Regions from separate parts of the Homo sapiens genome. Here all the other regions are linked to region 1. The links are chromatin contacts, found by Hi-C in ENCODE. All regions are on one chromosome and are shown on one strand. Each heading gives the region's core, a stretch centred on a gene start or an enhancer-like site at or near the end of the contact. The rest is flanking DNA. Distances are from core to core; before and after follow the strand shown. Region 1 overlaps PCAT29 (prostate cancer associated transcript 29). Region 2 has its middle 70 kb from the start of LINC02205. Region 3 has its middle 98 kb from the start of TLE3.

Region 1 (4,533 bases), core at 1,096-3,595:
ATATTAGGTACCCACTATGTGCCAGGCTTCACACTGGGCTCTTGACACTCAAAGCTCCTTACCTTACTGCACCTTCACTCAGCAAGCCTGAGACTCCATGGTTAGTACCACCCCATTTTATAGATGAAGAAACTGAGGTTCTGAGAAATAAACTAACAGCCTTCACTGTGCTAGGAAGTGGCTAAGGGGAGTTGGAGCCGGCCTGCTGCCTCTGCCCCATCCCTGCCTCCTCAAGGCCTAGAGTCTGTGCTGACCCTTTGCCGAGGTCAAGCCCAGGTCAGCTGCGTGGGGTGCAAGCAGGGACATGATCTCTATGATTGATGAGCTTACAGCCAAATTGCAGACACAAGAAAGCACTCAGGAAACGATTCTAGAGGAGGAGAATGTGGGGCTGAATAAGGGAGAAAAGCGCATTGAACTTGGGAGTCAGACAGACATGGGTTGGGACCTGAGCCCTCTGAACCTCAGTTTCCTCACCTGTAAAATGAGCATCATCCTGAGTCCTGCTCAAGGTGGTCCCTAGGCGCCCATGAGTGCTGGCAAATACTCAGCGTGCCATGAGCATTGTACGAATGTTTCCTTGCTTCTTTCTTAGCATTATTTTTCTATTCCTTAAAATAAGCATAGTAAGACTTTGGAGAAGGAAGGACTCCATGTGGCCTGGAATCGTCAGGACAGGTTTCCTAGAGGAGCTGGGACCTGGGCCTCCACTGGACTTGCTGCGTCTGATCTCAAGCAGAGCTGAAGGTGTCATTATTTGCCAAGTACGCCATTGTTCTGAGATTCAGTTTCCTCATTTGTAAATGGAGATAAGCATAACTAATTTACCAACAGATCACACACACAGAGCTGTCCAGCAGGATGGAAGGAAGCGAGGAACCCAGAGATTTGGGTCCAGTCAGAGTTCTGCCACTATGGTGTTACCCTAGGCAGGTCACGTTTTGTCTCTATGATTTTGTCTCCTCATCTGTGAAATGGGAATTTTTTATTTTGAAGTCACTAGGTGAGTCACTTCACCTCCCTAGAAGTTGCTTCCTCATTGGTAAAATGCCTGGTTGTAGCTCTCCACGTTTTTTTCTCTTGGGTTTAAAGCCCCTGTGGCTTGGATTCTAAGCTAGGGCCCACCCTGTCCCCATACCCTCTCCACCCACCATGCCAGCCAAGACAATACACCCTTGGGGAACCATGTTCAGGTCCAGAGAGAGAACAGAAATGCTTCTGGGCCATATCCTCTTTCCAGATGGCCTTTAAGAGAAACAAGAGGCACAGGTAACAAGGAGGAAGAAACTGACCTTGAAAACACTATGAAACATAAGCCAAACTCTCCCAGATAGCTGCTGGCAGGGTCCCCCCACCCCGGCCCCCATCAGCTACAGAGGCACTTCAGAGCACTTCCTGTCTCATTTGGGGCAGGGCTGGCCAGGATGCTCGTGCAGCCCAACCCCAGCCTGGGTAGGGTGCTCTGACCACAGGCCGGTCACATGTAAGGGCAAGCAGAGGACTATTTTTGATCAGTGGTTAGGAGCCAGTGGCAGGTGACAAAACATGGTGAGCGTGAGCAGCCACAAGTGGGCCCTGGGCTCCTGGGCATGGAACTCTCCCCACTCTTGGCTTCCCACTTCCTGGGGTGCATTTCTCTCTTACAGCCCCACCCCACACCACCACCCTCACTCAGTGGCAAACTAAACACTGTCCCTCCTAGCCAGACAGGGGTCTACACCTGGGACACCGTCAGTGGGGTGTTAGGGTTAGGTTGTTTGCCAAGTTCAGGATTGGGACACTCAGCTTTGAGCACCTCCTGCTATATGGAGGGCTCCTCAGAAGGGGAGGTCTGGAGACTTACGGCCTAATTTCCCTAGTCTCTAGAACAGAGCTCCACTTCCTAGGGAGCTTTCTCCAGTGCCCTCCCCACCATTTCCTCCAATATCACCTTCTTCTCAGGAGGAGGGGAAAAGGCCACAGGAGGAAGTAGAGGAGGGTGGGCAGGAGCCAGCTGGGGGATCAAGAGGGATCAGATGAGCACAGAGCCAGCTGATGGGGCTGCACACACCAGCCTCACCCTCTTTCTGCCTCTTCCCTCCTCCTCCTTTCTTCCCCTCATAGACGATAACTGAGCAGCTGCCATGTGCCAGCCCTGTCTGAGTTCCTGCGTATGCACATCTGCCTCACACTCAGACTCTGCACTCTGGCCTGCTCTCCTGCTGAGGCAGAGGGACCCTGTGGCGAGGGAGAGCAGAAAGAGCTCCTCAGCCTATGAAACTGGCCACTACCACAATTTTAGAAATGTGGTCACTGAGGGCCTGAAAAAAAGCCTTGCCCAAAGGCAATCCTCTTGGGACCAAGGCTCCTGCCTGCTGAGGCTGACGAGGTCCTGGCCAGGCAGCACAAATTCCATGCAGGGATGTCCCTGGGGCCCCTGCTGTGCACCCAGCACTGTGTTGGACTGTGGGGACACGGGGTGAGTCAGGCCTGATCTGGGGATGGGGACACAAACACACACAGAGCCAACTCACTCCTTGGTGCCTGAGGAGAAGCCCTGGCGCTGGAGGCACTTAAGAAATGCCCAGTGACCTTTCACACCACAGAGGGCACAAGCCCCCTGAGGTCCAGGGTACCATTGGCTTGCTCTGCCCTGTACCTGCATGTCAACATGGAGCCAGGAGCTGACCTCTGTTTTTGAATCATTAGCTCCTGAGTTGAGGGAATGTGGAGGAAGTGTCTGGGGGTGGGAGTCCAGACACTCATTCAGCGGCTGAGTGGCCCCTGTTCCACTTGGCAGCCCTAACTGCCCCCTCCCCAGCTTCCCCCTTTCCCAGCACCCTCCCACCAGCACCGTCCTGGGCTCCTGTTACTCAGGGTTCAAAAGACCGGAACACGAGCGATGGAATGTCAGGACAGGAGGGCAGAAGAGGGATTCAGGATAGACTAGGTCCTGCAGGGCCCCCACCCCCACCATGTGGCAGCCCAAGGGTATTGACAAGCCTTATGGTGAGCATCCCAGTGCTGAGGTCCAGAGAGGTACAGTGCCTTGCCCAAAGTCACACAGCAAGAAGGGACAGCAGTAGGCCCAGAGCCCCAGTCTCTGCTCTCATCTCAGACTCCACCCACTCTTGCACGCAGGTGGCTTCCCCAGCTGGTTCCACACGCTGGGTGGATGTCCAGGCCTAGCGTTCCTACAGCTCAGAGAGTGCCTGGTCGGCGGGGGGGGGGGGGGGGCGGGAATGGGAGGGTGCAGAGGGGGAACAGGAGAAAACAGAAAGTGCCAGTGATTCACATTTCAAAATGTCGTGTTATTCCAGGCGCTTTCTCGCTTTGCCACCACCTTCATCCACCCCCCACTTGCCATCTTGAGAACCGGCTGCAGGGTGGCTGGGGCGGGGGGAGGAGGAGGCTGAGACCATCATCTAAGGAAGCTGTGTTTCCACCCTGCCCACTGAGAAGCCCGAGGGTGAATGAGCAGTCGGATGAGCACCGAGCTGGGAACCAAGGGGCCTGGGTGCCAGCCCTGGCTTTGGAATTGGTTGTTGTGAGACCCTGAGCAAGTCCCTAGGCCTCTCTCTACTTCCTTTACATACTTCCCCAGCACGTAAAATGGGGAAGTGGGAAGAGTTTGTGGCTCCCACGACTAGTTGCATATCAAAGCAAAACAAAACAGATTCTTGGACTGCATCCCCAGAGATTCTGATTCTATATGTTAGAGATGAGGCCTGGGAGTCTAATTTTAAAGCATACCCCTAAACCCCACCCAACCTGGTGATTCAGTGCAACCAGTCTACCGAGGCGCGGTTAGAGAGTTCCTGGCTATATGCTTCCACGCGGTTTCCAATCATCTCCAGGACTTATTGACCTCCTCCAAAATGCCCTCCTGGATTTACCCAGCCCTCCCTGCCACGTCTAACCCTCCTCACTTCTGGCCTTGCATCCCTGCCCATACTCTCCTACAGCTCCTTAAAAGCATTTAGTCATTTGTGCCTGTGTGTGCACGTGTGTGTGTGTGTGTGTGTGTGTGTGTTCTACGTGAGCTACATGAGCAAGACGAACCTCCCACACAGCACAGAGGAAGTTGCTCAGCACTGGAGCCAGCTAGCCCCACATTTGGAACTGGACTCTGCTGTGCAAAGTTGGGTGACCCTAGGGAAGAGCCCCAGCCTCCCTGGGCCTCCGTTTCCACATCCCTTAGAGGGCCTAGCCAGACCCTGCCTCACAGGGCCACACACGAGACTCCACTAAGGTGGTGTACAAAGACTTGCGGTGGGGCCTGGGGAGGGGTGTCAGTGGCCAGGAAAGCAAGCCGGGTGAATGGTGGACCCTCCCAGAGGGATGTGTGCTACCCTGGGAGGTCTGGACTCCTTCCTCCCAGTGTGTGCCTTTAGGCAGATGGCTGCCAGCGTAGGTCCTCAATAAAGAATGGGTCCACCCCAGTATCATTCGAGGTCCCCACAGGAAACAGAATTCCCCCCAGGTGGCTCAAATGAAGAGACACAGATGGAGGGGCTTGTGACTGAGTTAGGCAGGGTTAAGGAAATCCAAAAG
Region 2 (4,533 bases), core at 1,130-3,629, 770 kb before region 1:
TATAGCCCCAGCCCAGGGCCATGGGCTGGCTGGCTCCCATAGCGGGGCAATGACAGTGGAGTCCTGGATTGCCCTTTTGCTTGCAAAAGCTAATTTTCTAGAACTGAGCACAGCACTGTGCTAGCAGCATGAGGGATGGAGTTTGGAGCGAAATAAGACAGGCCTCCCTGAATTAATTCTGAGTCAATTTTTGAGATGGACCCCTACCCAAACTGAAGGTGTGCTGGTAAATGTTTAACAACTAACTTCCCTAAGGAAAAAAAAATTGTAGCATTTGTCATTTCCCATGGTATAAATATTCTCTCCATGGCCGATTCCAAGACACCAATATGACATCTTGGGAAGAGATGCACAGGCTCAGGTCTCAAGAGTGGAAAAAAGCCACCGGCTCCAGCATGCCACTGACCCAAACTCACCACAATGCAAAATGCACAAAAATCTGGCCTCTAGATAGGGGAGCAATATCTCCTGACTGAGCTTCCTGGAGAAGCTGCAAGGAGCAAGGTATTTTTGGTTTGGTCCTTGAGGAAGGCACAGGGTTTCCACTGACGGAGCAGTGGAGGGAGGTTCTCCAGCAGGAGAGAGCGCCGGAACCAAGGCGGGAAGCACAGAAACATCTGCATGTTTGAGGACCAAAGTCCTCCGGCAGGAACACAGAGGCCACATGACAGAAGGGCTTATAAACTGCCATAGAGTTTGTCCTTCATCCGGTCTGTGGTGGGGAAGCCAATGATGCACCTTAAGCAGGTGAATGACACTGTGAGATTAGTTTCATTTCTTTTGAATACTGACATCATTTTTTAAAAGATACTATTTTTTCTAAAAAATTCTGTATGTTCATTACAAAAACAAATCAAACCATGCATCAAAGTACACAAAGATGCCTTTTCAACAGGTAAACATCTTCCCAAACTTCCTCTATGTATACACACAGACAAAAAGTTAGAAGGATATAGTAGAAATAAAATAAAATAAATGAAGATTTAAAAAGAGGAAAAAAGACAGAGAAATAAGAATTAACTAGTCTACCTTCTTTCACTGGGTATAGTCAAGGCTGTTTGCAATGCTTGGAACTCTGGCAACTGTCTTGTAACCATGAGGAAAACTAGTCTGAGGCAGCCGACAGACTGAGGGTAGCAGAGCAGGAAGATGGAGATAATCTGAGTTTTGGTGATGTAAGGTAGCTGCTGGCCTTCACATACAGACCACCATGTGATAACTCTGGTTGTCACATGTATGCTTTTCCTGCCTACCTAGACTCTAAATTCTCAAGACTCAAAACTGAGTAATAATGAAGCCAGTCTGTGGGATGTAAGGGCAAGAGCGTGGGCTTTGGAGTTGAACAAAGCTGCCTTTGCATTACAGCTCTGTGAGGGGGAGTTACCTAATCCCTTGATGCCTCATTTTTTTAAATCTCTGAAATGGCAATAATAAACCCGCTTCCAGAGAGGTGGTAAGCATTGCATTAGATTGCATATGTAAGGTTTCTACCACAATGCCTAGGACAGGAGGGACTCAGAAAATGATATATACATGATTATATATGAATGAATCTGAGAAAATATGAAGTATGCCACTGAGTGAAAACACAACATGGTACTTTTATTTCTTCAGTCTTTTTAGCACAAACTAGACAGACTATGAGAAGCAGAGTTCTATCTCTGAAACTTATGGGCAGATTAATTTGGGGCAAGTTCTTTTACTTCTCTAAGTTTCAGTTTCTTCAGCTGTTAAACTGAGACAAGAATATTTGAAGATTAAATAAGGCCATGCCCAAAGCACTTGCAACATGGTAGGCTCTCAATAGACACTAGTTTCCTTCTTCATGCTCTGCCCCTCCACAACACACAAGACACAGACGTGTGTTCCATAAACACGTGCTCTCTCTCTCTCACACACACACATACCTAGAACACACCCACACAAATGGACATGCACAGACACATGGACCCACACATGTGCAGACACACAGATACACAACTTTCTCAGCCCCAGAATCTTCCAGGAGGTTTTAGAAGTAGCTGTTGCTGTGTCTGTCTGCAAGACCTGTTTACAAGGCAATTATGAACTCTTTTCGCCAAATGTAGGATCTTCAAACAATGAGCACTGTTGCTTAAAGGAAGACTATTCCTGGGGGAAAATACTTTAAATGTAATTATGTCTTAGCTGCACATCTAGTAAATAACTAGACATGCACTGCTTTGAATATAAAATGTCACATTTTTGCAGATGGGACAGACAAATTTTGGCAGTCAGAGGAAGTCAGGAGAGAGAAATGAAAGAAGAAACCACATACTTCCTTTTTATTTACCTGATGTAACTGGGCCTGGCCCCGGGGGCATGGGGCTGGGAGGGCCCTGAGGGCTGGCTTTGGCTGAGACAGGTGCAGGGAAGGTGAGAAGCAGGCTGAGGAGCACAGAGAGGGAGTCTGTGTCTTGATTTCCTTTCTTGTTTACTTCTTTTGTGTCCTTTCCCACCCTCGTCACCCTGGCCTCAGTCTTCATTGAGTCTTCCCTGGGCCGCATCCTCACTAGTTTCCCCAATTGCATTCTTTCCTCCTCTGACCTGTTCTGTGTAACATCACTAATCATTTGTTCCCTGAAATAGCACTTTCCTCTTGCCACTCTTGCTCAGAAACCTCCCTATTTCTCCCTTTCGCGTCTTTGCTTCCTTGGCTTCTCAGTGGAATGAAACAGTCTTTTCACCAGGACTCCCCAGCACGCAGCTGGGCAGTGCAATTTCCATGGTCTCCAGAGCAGTCTGGTCCTAGAAACCATGAAGTCCAGCCTTAAGCCACAGAGCTACAGTCATGTGTCTTTCAAAGCCCAGAAGACCTTGTTCATTGCATGACCTGGACAACTCTCCTGACCTACCTTGTACTCCTCTTCCCAACCTGTCTCTTCTCTACTGATTTTTCTTTCTGTTTCACCTACCTTGGCTACTGGGGCTGGTTCCTTTCCCCTATTTACCCAACTTTGACCTTTGGCTTTCCTCCTAGCAGGAGGTTTGGATTTTCCCTCTGGCCAGGCTTTCATTCCTTTATCTACTAAGTACTTATACAGGACTTACTGGTGCCAGGCTACATTTATGGAGGCACAAAGAGTGTCTCCTATCTGGAAGAAGAGGCCATTAGACAATTCACTGTGTGTGTGTGTGTGTGTGTGTGTGTGTGTGTGTGTGTGCGCGCGCGCGCGCGCGGGTGGAGCGGGGGGGTGGTTGGGGGTAGGAAGATGCACAGAGGAATAAATTGTTGTCCTTGAACTCTGGCAACTAACCAGAGGTCAGCCAATAGTATTTTATCCTTAATTGATTTATCAGATTAAGCTTTAATGGAGCAGGGAGGAAGTAGGAGCAAGCCAGGAAGCCATTACAATGGAAGAGATTGTGCTCAAGAATTCCATTTGATCTTCAAACAACCCCAAGAAGGAGGGGTTTTCCCCATTGTCCACCCAGGGAAGCAGGCTCAGAGAGGCCAGCTGACTTTCCTAAGGTCACCCAGCTGGCAGTAGAGGGTCCTGGCAGCCTGATGGCATTGTTGGGTGCACTCCTGAGGCCACGCTGATCCCAGGGCAGGGAAGAATGCCAGGCACCCCTGGTCAATGTCGCTTCCTGATCAGCCTTCTAAGGATCGTCCGGGTCTGCAAGTCCCTTCCACGGGTTGACTAAAGCTGCCTCTTTGCTCTGGAAACCCTCTACCTTCCCTCACTGGCTCATCTTCCTGGCTTCTCTTTGCCTTGGCCCTGGGGGCGGAAGGGGAACAGCTGAGTTGTCATCTAAGCTTGCATCTTCCAGGGCAGCAGAGGAAAAGGACATTGATTTATGATCAAAAAGGCGAAGGAGGATGCCGTGGGGAGGACGCTGGTCGGCAGGGGTGGGTGGGCGATAAGAGAGAACTAGAAAGAATAAAAAGAATCCCTAAGCCTTAAAAACAGAGCTTGCCCTCTGATTCCTGGGTAGGCGTGGGTTGAAAATCTTTCATGTAAAACTGAAATGGAATCACGAATGAGGAGAAATCATCTTGGGGCTTGGGTGTGCCTTACAGGACTGAATTAAATTTAAAATGTATTGATTTCCCCTGCTGATTAACAGGCCTGGCACGCGAGAAGGGCGGCAGCCCAATAAGCAGCTGGCACCGCTGTCCCAGTCCACCAGCGTCCCCTGCTGCATCCCATGTCACCTTGAGTCCTGGCAATTTTCTAATTAGCCCAATGGGTTATGATTTGAAGCCGGAAGAGCCAATTAGCAGGAGTCTCCTTTGACCTCCAGTTTGGGGTGATAGGAGACGAGGTAATGACTTCAGACAGAGGGAGGGAAAAAACAAAACTAAAAATAAAAATAGAAAATATCAAGAGCAAAGACCGAAATCTTTTTGGTTTCCTGATTAATAACCCTGTCATGCCGATCACAAGCTCTAAACAGCAATGCTGGTTGCAGCTGAATTTTTTATACTTTCTATTAATCTTTAATGATAGCTTGGTCACCTAGTCTCTTTTATCTTGTCAGATAAATGTATGGTTAACAGGATAATGAGAT
Region 3 (4,533 bases), core at 639-3,138, 530 kb before region 1:
ACGCCCCTTTCCCACATCCCAGCAGGCTCATGCCCAGATCCTCCGTGCCTCAGGACTACAGAAGCTTCCTTAGTCACAAGCAGGGAGACTCACCTGCCTGAAGGCAGCAAGTTGGCCCCATGGGCTGCTAGCTCCACATCCAGAAACAAACTTTATGAAGTCGGATCTTATTCCGACTCCCACCTACCCCCACTGACCCCCACTTCTCTGAGTCCTGCTCACTGGCGGGAGTGGGGTGCTCACCTCATTTGCTCCCTGCTGCCTCAGGGAGCTTGCACGTGCTCTTCCCTCTGCCAGCAATCCCCTTTCCCTAAGCATTTCAAACACAGTACTGGGAACTAGTGGCGAGTGCAGCAGATGCAGGGACTTGGCTGGGAGTGGGATGGAGAAGGAGGACAATTGTGCGATGAAATGGCAGGACATGGGAAAATACAAAATAATAAACATCAAAAGTGCTGTCACTAATCTGCTGGGTGACTTTGAGTGAGTCCTTTTCCCATCCTGGGCCTGAGAGATAAAAGGCTTGAATTCCGTATTGCCACAGCATCATGCTCCAATCATGAGAAATAACTCAGTGATGCGTGTGTGGAGGGGGAGGGCCCGTGCATATGTGATAGAGAGAGAGAGGTGGGGGGGATTCCTCCAAGCACACATGGGCCCATTTAACCAGATTCTGCTTCACCTTCTTTTCTTTAATCCCCAGAGATGTGGCTTGCTCAGTGAACTGCCACTAAGTGCTCCCTAGGCACCCACTGGTGTCAGGTCCTCTGCTGGGGCCTACAGACGGGTCCCTTCCTTGAAGGGCTCATGCCTGACGATCATTAGCAAAGCCTTCCTGTGTCTAAAGGATCGCTTACTCCCTGTTTGCTCAGAGCTCAGGAGGCACAGCCTCACTAGAAGGTTTGGAAAGCACCCTGCGGTGGAAGGTACGTCACTGGCATGCAAATTGGGAGGCTTAGATGGCAGATAAAAGATTGGTTTGTGTCACAGGCAACGCCAGCCAGAGTGGTGTCTTGTTACGGTGTCTCTGGGCTGGACTCGGTGCCCCTGGAATGTGAACGAGATGCGCGGGGAGGTTTCCTGTTGATTCTTGTCCTGGCAGAGTGGTCCACTGGCTTAGCTGCTTCTCAAGTTGCACAACACCTGGGCCTCCCAGCGGGTGCTGCTGGTGCTGGAGGGGAGAGAAGCCTCCGCCTGCAGGGCCAGTGCCCTCCTCTGCCCACTGCCCGAGGTGAAAGGTGGATTCCAGGCCAGGCCCGGGTCGGGAGGTGACCCCAGCTCCTCCCCAGGAACTCTCCCTGGGAGGGGCCTGGTTGCTCTGAAGGGCACACGGCAGGGATGACACTGGCTAAGGGGGGAACAGTGGCAGGCCAGGGGAGGAGGGGGCCGGGCTGCTGTCCCTTCCTCAGGGGAAGGCTTGGAGCAGAGCCATTAGCCTGCCTGAATCCTATTATATGCAGGGCAACCTGTGAAGACCTTTCCCGTATTCCCTGTTGGCCTCACCATGTAACTGAGAGGAAAGGTGAGGACATGGGAGATGAAGTGACTTGCCCTGGGATTGTTTTTTTCCAAAGTTCAGGGATCTGACCTCTAATCCAATGTCCTGTCTGAAGGGCTGTTTGCCTGGTTGGAGCTCCCCAGAAGCCGGCAAGAGGCAAATATGCATCAGTTCAGCAGGGCGAGGGGCAGCCCGGGCTACCATGGCCCATTTAGAGGGCTCAGCTAACTTCAGGGTGTCCTGAGGCCACCAGCCTGGCTGGGAATACTCTCCTGCCTTCCTTCCAGCCTTCAGTGGGAGCTGCGTCCAGCTGGGCAGTGACTCAGCAGCCCTCATTCCCACGTGTGTGGGAGAGCAGGCCTCTCTCCCGGCTGTCGGCTTGGCTCCGTTGGCCTGTCTGGGGGTGCCCCAGCAGTCAGCCTGCCATCAGCAAGGCCCTGGGGCTCAGGCCAGGCTTCCCACAGCTCAATCACAGAGTTTGCTTTCTTTCCAGCCCTCCAGCCTTTCCCCCTGAGACTGGAGGGCCACTTCTAAGTTCCTCTGGCCACCTCAACCGTCCACTCAGCCAGGGAGCCAGGCTGTGGGTGACTTCCTCAGCACTGTCCCAGAAACCCTGTGCTGTCCTCAGAAGCAGCCCACCTCCCAGAGCAAATAGCTTGTTTGCCAGGCTCACGGGCCTCCCCGCCTGCTCAGAGTGCGTCCTGTGGTGCATGAAGAGAAGGAACTAGGCAAAACCCAGGCAAGAAAACGAGGGAGGGAAGTGGATCTTGGCTGGACCTTTAACAGGATGTATGGGAGGGTGAGCTACGGTGAGACTGTGCAGGTAGGGCACTAGCCCATCTGCTCACGACCAAGAAAAACATCACCCCACATGCCCTGGCTCCAACCCCAGGGATGGCGGGCTGGCGGCATTGGCATAGCTGTGGAAGCTTGAGCAAGGCTCGTAAATTCTCAGATCCCGTTTCACCATCTGTAAAATGGGCATGCTAATGCCTGTCAGCCAGGTTTGCTCTACACAACACATACAACCCTTTTTCTAAAGGGCTTGGTGGAAGGCCTGCTCCAACATGTTTCAGACATGGATATTGCTTTCCATCCTATGTGTGAGTCCAACAAGATTTGTGCAATCTTTTATTGGTCTCATTTCACGCTCATCATCCTGGGACCCTGTGGGAAAGGACCCATGAGGGACCTTGCAAATGCTGCCAGGCACTGCAAGTGCTGGCCACTGCTGCTGGTCCTCCCAGCAGCTCTCAGGGAAGCAGGGCAAGTGAGGAGCCTGGGTTGGAAACAAGAAATACTTTGCTGGCAGTCATTCCATAAGTTAAGACAACTACAGAAACTTTTATGGAGTACCAAGTATGTGTCAGTCACTGAGAGAGACACTTAGGGACACTGAGGTGCCTAAGACATGGTCCCTGCCAAAAACAGGCCTATGTGGCAGAGGAAGGAAGGAAAGAGGAGGGAACATGCAAACAACCTCCATCCCAGATAGGCGAAAAGTAGGCTGCGCATGAGGTATAGACACCTCGCCTGGGAAATCCCAATGCAGCGAGAAATCAGGGCTGCTCCAGGGGAACAGAAAAGGCTGCACGGAGAAGGAGCAGGAGTTTGCAGGGTGGAGAAGGGAGAGACAGGCCCCAGGGGCTCCAGTAGGGAGCACGTGCCTGGACTGACCAGGGGACGGGGTCTCTCCTAGAAGACCCAGATGTGCTGAGGCTCCTCCATGCCAGCACATTTGGCTCCACAGGTATTGCAAGACCCCCATGGGGTGTCGAGACACATCCTATGACCTAGATCTCTGCCTTCCAGGAACTGGTTGGGTGAGATGAGACTCATCCTGGGCATACGTAGAGAGCAATTTTTACCAGCATGTCTCCAACTGCAGGTGTGGCCTATGACATCTGATGTCACTTCCCTCCTCAGGTGGCCCTGCCAGCCCCTCTGCAAAAGGGGGCATAGGCACACAATTTTGCACATCGTTTCCAGGGGCTCAAGGATGTCCCTCACCAGCCCATCTCCTTTGAGGAACCCTCAATGTGATTCAACTCCGGGGTTTTGCAGATGAGGAAACTGAGGCAGAGAAAGAATGTGCCTTGCCGAAGGTGTGTGGTGAGTCAGGACGGAATAGGCCTAGACTTTTGGCTTCTGACCCAGAGTTCTCCCATTGGTGCCTGCTGCGGCCACCTCCTCAATCTGTGCCTCTGCCCAGCTGCAGTTTTCGGCATCCTGCCTCATGACAGAGGGGACAGCATGCACTTTCTATCCATCTCAGCCATAGCCTCTTCCCAACCTGTAGCTCCCCTCTTGGTGAAACTGCCTTTGCGCTTTCTTCCCACGTGCACGGTCCGGCTGGTTCTCTGCATCCTGGTGTCCCATCTCTGGGAAAGACTCCACCGTGCCCACACTCACTCAAGTTGCACAGGGACGTCTTTCTCCCCTTCTCCCCCTGCTCCCCCTCTATAGCCAACTCCTAGCTGGACTGGCCTCTCGCTCAAACCCAGTCCTTACTGTTTATCAACAGGAATCCAGGCCCTCTTCACCTCTTGCTGTGGCCATTATCACAGCCAGAAAAATATTTCTAAAGCACATGAACACGTCACTGTTCAGCTTAAAATCTTGCAGAGGTGCCCTGTGGCCTTGAAAATTAAGTTCAAGCCCTCGGTGTTGTCTACAAAGCCCCCCATGGCCAGCACAACCCTTCCTTCCCATGTGCCTGCATCCATTCTTGGCACCAGCTTGGCAAATGCTCCATGCCCCCAACCCCCTGAAGCCCATTTGCTCTGCTGCTCTTCCCATCCAGAGCAATAAGATGTGCATAGACCAGCTTCATACGTTTTAACCTTGAGGTTTGCTTGCATGCTTGTTTTTAAAATTCAGTTCCCTCTCGACGGCGATACTCTTAAAGGGGCCCATCCACTTTTCTACTTATGGGATTTTAAAAATCTATATGGAACACTTCATGAGTTTTGTCATCCTTGCACAGGGGCCATGCTAATCTTCTCTGTATTGTTCCAGTTTTTTAGTCTGTGTGC

Evidence for each region. Hi-C counts contacts between places; a loop is a spot of excess contacts on that map. Pooled maps may share reads with other maps.
Region 2: a loop to region 1 is called in a map with no recorded cell type, with 6 times the contacts of the local background. The contact joins two enhancer-like sites. A Hi-C loop is called at or near these places in 3 of 37 single-sample maps with no recorded cell type and 4 of 50 pooled maps.
Region 3: a map with no recorded cell type shows a loop between it and region 1 (10-fold over the local background). The contact joins two enhancer-like sites. A Hi-C loop is called at or near these places in 6 of 37 single-sample maps with no recorded cell type and 5 of 50 pooled maps.

Annotation. Positions count from the first base shown.
Region 1 is chr15:69,666,128-69,670,660 of GRCh38, reverse strand. The region is part of intron 1 of PCAT29 (prostate cancer associated transcript 29); the gene reads right to left. Among named protein-coding and RNA genes, the nearest start is that of PCAT29, 76 kb to the right of the region's middle. RefSeq lists enhancers at 1,597-1,676, 4,185-4,234, 4,265-4,314, 3,755-4,369. Within about 2 kb of position 2,345, at least 9 of the 41 ENCODE cell types and tissues checked have a DNase peak (open chromatin) inside an H3K27ac peak, as active enhancers do.
Region 2 is chr15:70,433,382-70,437,914 of GRCh38, reverse strand. No RefSeq gene overlaps it. Among named protein-coding and RNA genes, the nearest start is that of LINC02205, 70 kb to the left of the region's middle. RefSeq lists an enhancer at 1,393-1,442 and a silencer at 2,253-2,456. Within about 2 kb of position 2,379, at least 4 of the 41 ENCODE cell types and tissues checked have a DNase peak (open chromatin) inside an H3K27ac peak, as active enhancers do.
Region 3 is chr15:70,193,251-70,197,783 of GRCh38, reverse strand. It overlaps the pseudogene RNU6-745P. Among named protein-coding and RNA genes, the nearest start is that of TLE3, 98 kb to the right of the region's middle. RefSeq lists enhancers at 651-710, 781-1,060, 857-1,640. Within about 2 kb of position 1,888, at least 21 of the 41 ENCODE cell types and tissues checked have a DNase peak (open chromatin) inside an H3K27ac peak, as active enhancers do.